2 separate regions of the Homo sapiens genome follow, and region 1 is linked to region 2. Evidence: chromatin contacts called from ENCODE Hi-C or POLR2A ChIA-PET data. All regions are on one chromosome and are shown on one strand. The core of a region is the stretch at or near the end of the contact, and the rest is flanking DNA. Distances in the headings are between cores, read along the strand shown.

Region 1 (5,537 bases), core at 2,931-5,430, 44 kb before region 2:
GAAGCCAAATGAGGGAGGATGGTTGCCCTGCGGCAGCACCCTCTGCTGGGTGTTCCTGGGGGCGTGCGTGGAGCCATCCCCCTTGGCCGTGGCCGCCTCTACTGTGGCTTAGCCGGGTGTGTTGCTGGCCTTCTAGGAGAAGAAATTCGGATGCCAGAGATCTCCTCCCTCCCGAGGAGCTCAGTCGTGAGCTGGCGGGGGCACTCCCCATACAGGGCCCCTTTCTGTCTTTGCGCAACCTGTGTTCATGTTGAGAGTGGAAGCGGCTGGCAGCACTCGGACGTTTTTCAGTTGCTGATTTTGAAGTTTTGTGTTAGTTTTACTGCAGCCAAGAGGCACTGCCGGCAAACTGTCCCTGACGCAAAGATGGGCTCCGTTGTGGAGAAGGCTGTGTGCATTGCCCGCAGACAGCTGCAGAGCGCCGGGCATGAAGGCTGTGAGTGCAGCCCTTGGCTGGTCAGCTGCTGCAGGCGGCGGGGAGCCAGGACACTCGCACAGCCTTCCTGCAGGTGCCCGTGCAATCCAGCAACACTTGCAGAACGCTGAGAGGCGTGGCGTTCCCGGGAGGTTCTCCAAAGGGACCTCTGGGGCAGCTCCCGGCTCACCGTGCTCACTTCCCGTCCCGCGGCTCCTGCACCCACACAGAGCTCCCCCTGGAGCCCCAGACTGGTCATTCACGGCCTGAGGAACTGAATTTTGCTCCTGCTGAGAAAATGACTGCTCTGAGGCAACTTGTCCTATGACAACGGAGATTTCCTTTGTTTTGCTATATTTTCCCTTCCCCTCCCCAGCCTCCCTTTCTTCACTTAGTAATCCATTGGACAGGCCCTCTTGATTGACAGTTATGGCTTGTTTCCGCATGGGGCCTCTGCCGAAGCCTAATCGTGTGATGGAGACCAGTATGTTTTCACCTGCTCAGGCGGGTGGCCATACGCTTATAGAATTGGTCACTTGGGCCAGGCGCGGTGGCTCACGCATGTAATCCCAGCACTTTGGGAGAATGAGGCGGGTGGATCACTTGAGGTCAGGAGTTTGAGACCAGCCTGGCCAACGTGGTGAAACCCTGTCTCTACTAAAGATACAAAAATCAGCCAGGCATTGTGGCAGGTTCCTGTAATTCCAGCTACAGGAGGCTGAGGCATGAAAATTGCTTGAACCTGGGAGGCAGAGGTTGCAGTGAGCCGAAATTGTGCCACTGCACTCCAGCCTGGGCGACACAGCAGGAGTCCATCTTAAAAAAAAGTTGAATTTGTTACTTTAACTAAACTGTAGAGCCTAGCGTCTGCTTTCTGTTAACTAGTTTATTACCCAGTAGGGTGGTACCTTCCCTCTACAGTTTGTCTAGGACTCTCAACTCCAAACTGACAACAGTGTAACTGTCTGTTTCCCTAGACTAACATATCAGGCTGCTCTTAGAAGGCTGGTAGAAAGCTAAGCTAATTGTCCCCATTTTCTTCTCCTATGGGAGCTGGTGAGGCCCCATCTGCTGCTCTGAACTGGACTCTGTGTGAATTCTTCCTCAGACAGCTTCACCTGAGTCCCCCTCGGCTGCAGCGCCTGTCTCAGTGGACATATGGCCTTGCTGGGACAGGGAGGTGGTGATGGCGGTGGTGGTGGTGGTGACGGAGGTGACGACGATGATGGAGGTGATGGCAGTGACGGTGGAGGTGACGGTGATGTAGGTGATGATTATGGAGGTGGTGGCAATGATGCAGCGATGGTGGTGGGGATGGAGATGGTGGTGGTGATGACGATAATGGAGGTGATGGCAATGATGGTAGGGTTGGCAGTGATGGTGGTGATGGTAGTGGTGATGGTGATGATGATGGTGATGGTGGTAGGGATGGAGATGGTGGTGATGATAGCGGTGATGGTGATGATGGTGACGGTGATGATGATGGTGATGGTGGTAGGGATGGAGATGGTGATGATGGTGACGGTGATGATGATGGTGATGGTGGTAGGGATGGAGATGGTGATGATGGTGATGGTGATGGTGATGATGGTGATGTTGGTGGTAGGGATGGAGATGATGGTGATGATGGTGATGTTGATGGTGGTAGGGATGGAGATGATGGTGATGATAGCGGTGATGGTGGTGGTGGTGGTGGAGGTGACGGTGATGACGGTGATGATGGAGGTGATGGTAATGGAGGGGACTGTGGGAGAGTGGGTCGGTGGGCTCGTGCCGCCATCTGGTGGTAATGACTGAGTATTACATGGAGTCTAGTTCTCCCTGCCCCCAGTTAGGTGTAAATCGCATTTTGACATATTTTTGTTGTGAATACACATGAAAAATGACAGTTTTCTGTGCTACTTAGCTGCTAATGATCGAACAGGAAAAAGAAACTGCTTTGACTCTGCCATTTGGCTGGAAAATATGGTAACAGTCCAGGGAGAGCTGCCCCGCTCCTGGAGCTGCTTGGCAGTGCAGTTCCCTAACTGTGCCCTGCTCCCAGCCCAGGATCCGGTTGTGGCCGTGGCTGAGGATGGCCGGGAGAAGCCGAAGCTGCCGAAGGAGAGAGAGGAGCTGGAGCAGGCCCAGATCAAGGGGCCCGTGGATGTGCCTGGACGGGAAGATGGCAAGGAGGCACCGGAGGAGGCACAGCTCGATCGCCCTGGGCAAGGTGCTGGGCACTGGCTGGGGGTGCGGATGGGGAAGGGCGGCCCCGGGTCCTCCTTTGCAGGCTGGACACCCTGCGGGGTGGCTCTCAGGGCTGTGTGTATCTTTTTCCCTTCAGCCCAGCCTAAGTTCTGGTCCTTTTTGTTTTCTCTGTCTTTCAATTCAGATGAATGTCCTGCCCCTCCCAGAGCAACTTGTTTGCAGCTGCCCCTGTTGAACTTTAGCATCAGCTGTGCTTGGCCAGGCAGCAGGGAGGCCGGCAGGGGAGGTGGTATCTGTTGGCCTGTGTCACACTGTTGGGAGCCAGAACCCAGGGAAGAACCCAGTTCTAATTCCCTGGGAAGGGAAGGAGGGGCCTCAGCCTGACCCCATCTGTCCCCCGTGCCCTTGCAGGGATTGCTGTGCCTGTGGGCGAGGCCCACCGCCACGAGCCTCCTGTTCCTCACGACAAGGTGGTGGTAGATGAAGGCCAAGACCGAGAGGTGCCAGAAGAGAACAAACCTCCATCCAGACACGCGGGCGGAAAGGCTCCAGGGGTCCAGGGCCAGATGGCGCCGCCTCTGCCCGACTCAGAAAGAGAGAAACAAGAGCCGGAGCAGGGAGAGGTTGGGAAGAGGCCTGGACAGGCCCAGGCCTTGGAGGAGGCGGGTGATCTTCCTGAAGATCCCCAGAAAGTTCCAGAAGCAGATGGTCAGCCAGCTGTCCAGCCTGCAAAGGAGGACCTGGGGCCAGGAGACAGGGGCCTGCATCCTCGGCCCCAGGCAGTGCTGTCTGAGCAGCAGAACGGCCTGGCGGTGGGTGGAGGGGAAAAGGCCAAGGGGGGACCGCCGCCAGGCAACGCCGCCGGGGACACAGGGCAGCCCGCAGAGGACAGCGACCACGGTGGGTGTCAGCCTGGGCTCGTGTCGGAAGACACTCCCCTCTTGGGCTGGGGAGGCTGGGCAGGGGCAGCAGAATCGATGGTTCCTCCCTCAGTCCCCAGTCTCTCTCCCTGCACCAGATTAGCATGCAAATGGAGCGGGCCCCGGCAGCTGGTGGGGACAGGAAGAGGCTGGTGGCTGACAGCTACTGTAATATCTGTCACACAGTTGTTTGCCAGACCACTAAATGTCAGGTGCCGCGCTGTGCTCGTGTGTCTGGGCGCACACGGGGGGCGGCGCGGGGGGCGCCTGACAGGTAACACGTTGTTAAGTGCCCGTCTAAGAGCTGCTTAGGACAGTTCTTGCATTTTAATTGCGAAGGCAGTTACCATTGGCTCATTGCCACAAGCCTATGAGGTTGTTAAATATTTTTTTATTGCTTCGCTAGTAATCATCAGGTTGAATATAAACTGTGCTGACGGGGGTGTCACTTTAGAAACATCTGCCACTTCCTTTTGTCCCGCCCTTGCCTTCTGTCCCCCAACCCCCCAAACCCTCCCTTGACTTTCCTGCAAAACCTTCTGAGTCTTCACCGTGTGTGCAGGTGGGAAGCCTCCCCTCCCAGCGGAGAAGCCGGCTCCAGGGCCTGGGCTGCCGCCCGAGCCTCGCGAGCAGAGGGACGTGGAGCGAGCGGGTGGAAACCAGGCGGCCAGCCAGCTGGAGGGTAAGGCCTCCGCCCTACAGCCGCCTGCCTCAGGCCCAGGGAGCGGCAGCCCCCTCCCCCAGCCCTGGGGTGATGCCCAGGTCATCCTCGGGAGCCCTGCCAGGCCCCCCTTCTCTTTCCAGCCGCCTGCTGAGCAGACCCCTCGGAGAGCTTTCTGCTCCCTTCCCATCAGCAGCTTGCTTTCTGGGAACCTTTTATCTGCCTTACTCCCCTTTAAACACCTGCGGCATCGTCACATGGCTTGTGATTACCGTTTTATCTCCCTTGCTCCCCTTTAAAACACCTGCGGCATTGTCACTTGGCTTGTGATTACCATTTCGTCTTTAAAGCAGGTTTGTTAACAGTTTTAACACTCGGAGTATTTAAAGCCAGCCAGGTGTGGGCGTGCCTGCACCCAGATGTGGAGGTTTATTTTAAGGCTGTGCCCCAAGGGGACCCAGTTTGGGGGTGGCTGTGCCCGCCCTGGTCCTAGCATAGCCCTGGCCCAGAGCACTGCTCCCACACCCTCGGGCCTCGGAGCTCGGCTGTGTTCATCTACAGGGATCTGTCACCTGTCCCTCCAGGAAAGCTCCTTACGCCTTTGCTCTCCTGAGAATAAAACTTGCTCTGAATCCTCCTCCAAACTTCTCGCCCCTTGGGTCTCAGCTGTTGGCTTTTTGCGACCCCTCCTTGTGGCCTCATGCAGTTGGGTAGCAGCAGCCCCGTCTGTGAGCCTGCTGGGGACAGGCTTCTGTGCCATGTCCTCTCCCAGGCTAGGGGTCCACCCGCCCTCTGAGGGTGTGTGGCTGGGCCCCCGCTCACCAAAAGTCACGTGCATTTGGTGGCAGTGTCCAAGCCTTCTCTCAAGATGGTCAACCCTGCCCCATGCGGGGTCCACGTGTGCCTCAGCATTGAGAGGGTCTGTTCCAGGGATCTGTGTGGGGGTCGCAGGGCACAGCCGCTCCAGCCTCCTGTGCCAAGCCCCTGGGAGCAGGTGTGGGAGCTCCGGGCCAGCCCTGGCACGGGCACCTCCCAGGATGTTCGTAAGACACACGCTTCCTGCCCGCGCATCTTGCCCTGTGGCCTCAGGACAGCCGGTCCGAGGGAGGGCAGGTGCAGCAGCCACGTCCCAGTCGCTGCGGCCTGGCTTCTCCAGGTGCAGCTCGCCCTCCTTGCACCTGCAGCGCGGAAGGCAGAGCCAAAAGGCGCCCCCTGGGCTCCCGGAGCTCTGAGCCACTTCAGGAGTTCGGGCATGTGGGGTTTTGTCTCCGGTTTTAGTCTGGCCATGTTTGTTGGTTCCAATTCCTATGCTCTGTTACCTGAACCTGTTTGATTCTTTTGATTTTCTTCT
Region 2 (5,536 bases), core at 1,107-3,606:
CCTCGCTTAGCGTCCGCTTCTCCGAGCGCTCTGATCCTCGCTTAGCGTCCGCTTCTCCGAGCGCTCTGATCCTCGCTTAGCGTCCGCTTCTCCGAGCGCTCTGATCCTTGCTTAGTGTCTGCTGCGCAGCCTCCCCTCCACCCCTTTCCACGGACCTGGAACCGCTGGGCAGTTGGCTGCACTCACTACCAGGTCTTGCAGCACCTGGTCTTGGTTGCGTCTCCTTAGTCCTCATCGTGACCCCACAGAGTCGCTCTGGGTGCCCACCCTGCTGACGGAGGAGACCGCGGGGTGAAGGGTCCCCAGGGGTTCTCATCCACTGAAGGTGGGAGCTCGCGGTTCCTGGGAGCTGGTGGGTGACAGTGAGCAGCTCCCTTCCCGCCCTCCCTCTGCCAGGGGTGAAGGGCTCCTGCTTGATGCGGGGACGGGGAAGCTCTTAGAGGTCGGGCCTGAGCCCCCCTCGCGCTGCCCTGCTGTCCAGTGCTCCTGCCCCTCTGACCACCCACTGCCTTTGAGGCCACTTGGGCCACCTGTAACCCTAGGGCCACCCCTCTGTTCTCTGACTGCGTTTCTCCAAAGCTGGCGGAGGCTGAGCAAACTGGTGAGTGAGCCTTTGCTGCATAATTAACTGTTTTCTCCCTTTTTGCAGGAGGCCACAGGGCCTGGGGGCTCCCAGGCCATCAACAACCTTAGAAGATCCAACAGCACCACGCAGGTCAGCCAGCCTCGGAGCGGCTCCCCCAGGTAACCCCTAAGGCCCTTGGATAACCCTGGCCCCTTCCCGGGACCTCAGGTGCCCCACCCTGGCCTGCTCCTCCCTGCCTCTGCTCTGCCCTTCCTCCAGCCTCCTGGGTCCCGGGCCCTTGCTGGCTAGTGAGGCCTGGAGTGACCTCACGGGCCAGCTTTGTGTCCCAGGCCTCCTCTCGCATTGGGGCGGGAGGCCTGAGGCAGACACTCTCCTGCACTGCATCCCTCCCTTCCTCCTTGCTGTCCCGGCGGCTGCTGGGACCCTGCCTGAGGGCTCCGCTGAAGCCCTTTCCACCTGCCCTCTGAATGTCAAAAGCTGTCATTTGCGAGAGGGGCAGCACTGTGACCCTTCTGAACCCCCACGCTGTGCGCCCCTGTTCCCACCTTTGCCCACTTAAACCCTGCCACTGTCCCTTGCGGCCTCCAAACCAGCGGGCTGGGGAGGAGCTGCCTCAATGGCCCCAGTGGGGGTGTTGTGGGGAGTGGAGCCGGTGGTGGCCAGCAGCCTCCGGGGGGACATCCTCTAGCCCAGAGTGGTGGGCGAGGTCCTGACACCACCTCCCACCAGGCATTGTCCCCGAGCGAGCAGGGTGCTCCTGTGGGGCCGTGGACCTAATGAAGGCTGAGTTCTGGGTCACCAAGGGCCCCGGGTGGACCCTTCCTGGGAAGACCAAGAACTGCGGCCACCACACCCTATCCAGTGCAGCCTCCGGGAGCCGCTCTTAGCTCAGCAACTAGCTTCGTGGAGTCCCACCAAGCAAGGGACTGCCAAGGCCAGCTGGTGTGTGTGTGTGGTATGTGTGTGGTGTGTGGGTGTGTGGCATAAGTGTGTGTGTGTGGTGTGGTGTGTGGGTGTGTGGTGTGAGTGTGGTGTGTGTGGGGGGTGTGTGGTGTGTGGGTGTGTGGTGTGAGTGGTGTGTGTCTGGGGTGTGGTTTGTGAGTGGTGCATGTGTGGTGTGTGTGTGTGTATGGGGTGTGTGTGGTGTATGGTGTGTGGTGTGTGTGTTATGTGGTGTGTGTGGTGTATGTGTGTGTGTGGTGTGTTTGGTGTGTCACCACCCTCAGCCAGGCCACGGTTTTGATCCCACCTGATCAGTTGTGTTCGGCGCAGCTGTGGCCTCCCATGGGGCAGGGTGGCAGTGGGGATTGGCCACCAGCCCATGCCTTCCAGCTGTGCTTCCCCTTCTGCTCTGAGCAGCAGCAGGTGTGGCTCTTGGTTCACAGGGAAGAGGGTGGCAGCAGAGGCAGCCACGGTATTTAAGGCCCTCGGTGGGCAGCCGGGTGTGCAGGCTCACACCTGCAATCCCAGCACTCTTGGAGGCCAAGGTGAGAGGATCTCTTGAGCCCAGGAGCTCGAGACCAGCCTGGGCAACATAGCCGAAACCCTATCTCTACTAACATAAAAAAAAAAAAAAGAAAAGAAAAAACAAATAAGGCCCTTGTCCCCAGAAACTGTGATCGGTGTGACTGATGAAGCTTCTGATGGAAGCTCACCCTGAACGCCCAGCTCCACTGAGGAACCCTGGCCAGGCACAGTGGTCAGATGGGGGCTTTGGGCCTAGAAACAGAGTTGCTGCTAGTGCCTCAGCCCCTCTGTCCTCGCGGGACCTGCCTGGTCTGTGTGCCTAGCGTCGGCTTCCCGGCTGGTGACTCTTTCCTTGTGTGCCGCCCTCTCTCGGATGCAGGCCAACGGAGCCCACAGACTTCCTGATGCTCTTCGAGGGCAGCCCCAGTGGGAAAAAGAGGCCTGCCAGCCTGAGCACAGCCCCCAGCGAGAAGGGAGCCACCTGGAACGTCCTGGTAAGGTGGTGCATGCGGCCCCACGTCCTGGTCTCTGTGATGGGATTGTGGCCTGGTTCCTAATTTGTTCTCACTGCCTTTGCAAAAGGGCACTGCAGGGAGGGTGTCAAGCTTAGATCTGACATGGCAGACCCCAGGACATCCACCTGTCTGTATGGGAAGTTGGTGGCTCCTCCCGTTTGTGGGAGAGGCAGGGAAGGGATGGGGTGTCTGGGTGTGTGCGGGCGGTGTCATGGGCTGAGCTGTCTGACAGGATGACCAGCCCCGGGGCTTCACCTTGCCATCCAATGCCCGGAGTTCCAGTGCCCTTGACTCACCAGCGGGCCCGCGGAGGAAAGAATGCACCGTGGCCCTGGCCCCCAACTTCACTGCTAACAACAGGTACGACCTGTGCAGGTGCCCACGACGGGCACCAGTGGGAAGCTCCTGGAGTGGAGACTGTGTGTGTCTTTGTCTTGTTTATGGCTCGTTCAGGGTGCTTTGGAATGAATGAATGAGTGAGTGAGTGAAAGAATGGCTTTCATTCCCAAGGGCATAGGCAGGAGGCTGCCAGGTGGCGTCTTGCACATAAGGGGCTCTCGGCCCAGGCTTTGCTCTTAAAGAGTTTCAGGCCTTGGGGAGGCTCACATGGGGCTGAGAGGGTGGGGCCTGGGGAGGGGCCTTGGCTGAGGAGGCTTGTAGGGGGTCCTGGGGAAGCTCCAAAAGAAATAGACTCCAGGCAGCTGCCTCTGAGCCTTCAAGGAGAGTGTGGGCTCCTTGGGCTAGGCCTCAGGGGACCCATGAGTGGAAGGGATTGGGGACACATTTTTCCTCCGGCATTTAGAGCCTTTGCCAAGGGAATAGTCTCAGGGGAGAGACCGTGTGGTTATTCTCCAGGGTTGGCACAGGAAGAATTCTTGCCTTTTTTTTTTTGAGATGGAGTCTTGCTCTGTCACCAGGCTGGAGTGCGGTGGCATGATCTCGGCTCACTGCAACCTCTGACTCCCTGGTTCAAGCGATTCTCCAGCCTCAGCCTCCCGAGTAGCTGAGATTATAAGCACGTGCCACCACGCCACCACGCCCGAGTAATTTTTGTATTTTTTTCGTAGAGACAGGGTTTCACCATGTTGGCCGGGATGGTCTCGATCTCCTGACCTCATGATCCACCCGCCTTGGCCTCCCAAAGTGCTGGGATTATAGGCGTGAGCCACTGCACCCAGCTCAATTCTTGCTTTTTAATTTATTTTTAAGTTAGAGGCAGGTTCTCATCTGTCACCCTGACTGGAGTCCACGATCATAGCTCACTGCAGCCTCTACCTCCTGGGCTCAAGAGATCCTCCCCCTTCAGCCTTCGGAGCAGCTGGGACCACAGGTGCACAACACCACTCCTGGCTAATTTTTAAATTTGTTGTAGAGATGAAGTCTCGCTGTGTTGCCCAGGCTGGTCTCAAACTCCTGGGCTCGGGCAATCCTCCTTCCTTGACCTCCCCAAAAGCCCTGGGATTACAGGTTTGAGCCCCCACACCTGGTCCTAAAATTTACCTTAGTATTTATCAGTTATATGTTCATACACAGCCAAAATGTCAAACAGCACCATAGGCTTAAAATGTGCTGCCCCTCCTACCCTCCCCACCCCTGCCCCTCCTACCTCCCCTCCCGCTGCCCCTCCTACCCCCGCGCCGCCCCTCCTACCCCCCCACCCCTCCTACCCCCATCCCGCTGCCCCTCCTACCCCCCACCCACTGCCCCGCTGCCCCTCCTACCCCACTGCTGCCCCTCCTACCCACACTCTTGCCGCCCCTCCTACCCCTGGCGCCTGCCCCTGAGGAGCAGCATCTTTTCAAGCTATTTCTTCTGGTGTTTTTTTGTTTGTTTGTTTTTGTTTTTGAGACGAAGTCTCGCTCTGTCGCCCAAGCCAGAGTGCAGTGGTGTGATCTCGGCTCACCGCAACCTCCGCTTCCCGGGTTCCAGTGATTCTCTTGCCTCAGCCTCCTGGGTAGCTGGGACTACAGGCGTGTGCCACCACACTAGGCTAATTTTTGTATTTTTAGTAGAGACGGGGTTTCGCTATGTTGGCCAGACTGGTCTCGAACCCCTAACCTTGTGATCCACCCGCCTCAGCCTCCCAAAGTGCTAGGATTATAGGTGTGAGCCACTGCGCCCGGCCATTTAGTGTTTTATTGAAAACATTTATGAATACATGCCATGCTGCTCATTCCTGAACAGCTCAAAATCAGTCCTGGTAGGTTATTCACACCACCCAAATTGGCAGATGAGCCGCGCTCCAAGAACCAGCTGTTGAACGTTTGTGAGTGCAGGCTGGTGCCAGGTGCAGGCCAGGCTGGTGCTGGGCGTGGGCTGGTGCCTGGTGCGGTCCGGTGCAGGTGTGGTCCGGTGCAGGTGTGGTCCGGTGCAGGTGCAGGCTGGTGCAGGTGTGGTCCGGTGCAGGTGCAGGCTGGTGCAGGAGCAGGTTTCGTGCATTGCTCTGCTCTCTGCTTATCCTCATTCCCATCATGTTCTGTTGGTTTGATTTTGGGCCTCTGACATGTTGGTCTTTGCCCAGATGTCTTGGTGGTTCTTGTTAAAAGGGAGGCCCTAGGAGTTAGCTGGAAGCCTATTGCCTGGTGGCTTCACTTCGGGGCACTGGTGCAGAGAGCAAGGCATTGTTGAGTATCCCCACCTACCAGTGTCTGTGGGACCCTCCTCACAGGCTGAGTCTCTCCAGAGACAAACCCCCAGCCCGCCCCAGGGTTCGAGTCCTGGCTGCCCGGTTGCACTGCTGGGGAGGGGTGGCGGTGGCTGTCCTGGGTGAATCACCCATCTCTGCCCCACCTGCAGGGCCAGCTGGGGAGGGCAGGGTGGATGCTAGCGGCTCAAGTGAGGGAAGGGGCTTTGCCGAGCAGCCAGATTCTCCCCTTTGCCTCAAAGCCTGTCCATGCCTGTGGGAGAACAGTGTGTCTCCGTGGGGGCACGGGACCTGCCAGCTCCTCGCCCTCCCTCCCCACAATGC

What was found. A loop is a pair of places that touch in the nucleus more often than their neighbours do. ChIA-PET counts read pairs that join two places held with the same protein, here RNA polymerase II (POLR2A). Pooled maps may share reads with other maps.
Region 1: a loop to region 2 is called in a map of OCI-LY7, with 9 times the contacts of the local background. The contact joins two enhancer-like sites. A Hi-C loop is called at or near these places in 1 of 168 maps with a recorded cell type or tissue (OCI-LY7) and 2 of 50 pooled maps. POLR2A ChIA-PET finds 5 or more read pairs at or near these places in 1 of 52 experiments (activated CD4-positive, alpha-beta T cell).

The regions. Positions count from the first base shown.
Region 1 is chr17:81,250,163-81,255,699 of GRCh38, reverse strand. SLC38A10 (solute carrier family 38 member 10) reads left to right here. Exons shown (of 16, transcript NM_001037984.3): 12 at 2,460-2,627; 13 at 3,017-3,505; 14 at 4,088-4,207. Among named protein-coding and RNA genes, the nearest start is that of NDUFAF8, 14 kb to the right of the region's middle. RefSeq lists enhancers at 302-993, 3,352-4,019. Within about 2 kb of position 4,180, at least 3 of the 41 ENCODE cell types and tissues checked have a DNase peak (open chromatin) inside an H3K27ac peak, as active enhancers do; they include OCI-LY7, where a contact is called at or near this core.
Region 2 is chr17:81,204,136-81,209,671 of GRCh38, reverse strand. It overlaps CEP131 (centrosomal protein 131), which reads left to right. Exons shown (of 26, transcript NM_014984.4): 3 at 650-744; 4 at 2,433-2,547; 5 at 2,801-2,928. Among named protein-coding and RNA genes, the nearest start is that of CEP131, 16 kb to the left of the region's middle. Within about 2 kb of position 2,356, at least 2 of the 41 ENCODE cell types and tissues checked have a DNase peak (open chromatin) inside an H3K27ac peak, as active enhancers do; they include OCI-LY7, where a contact is called at or near this core.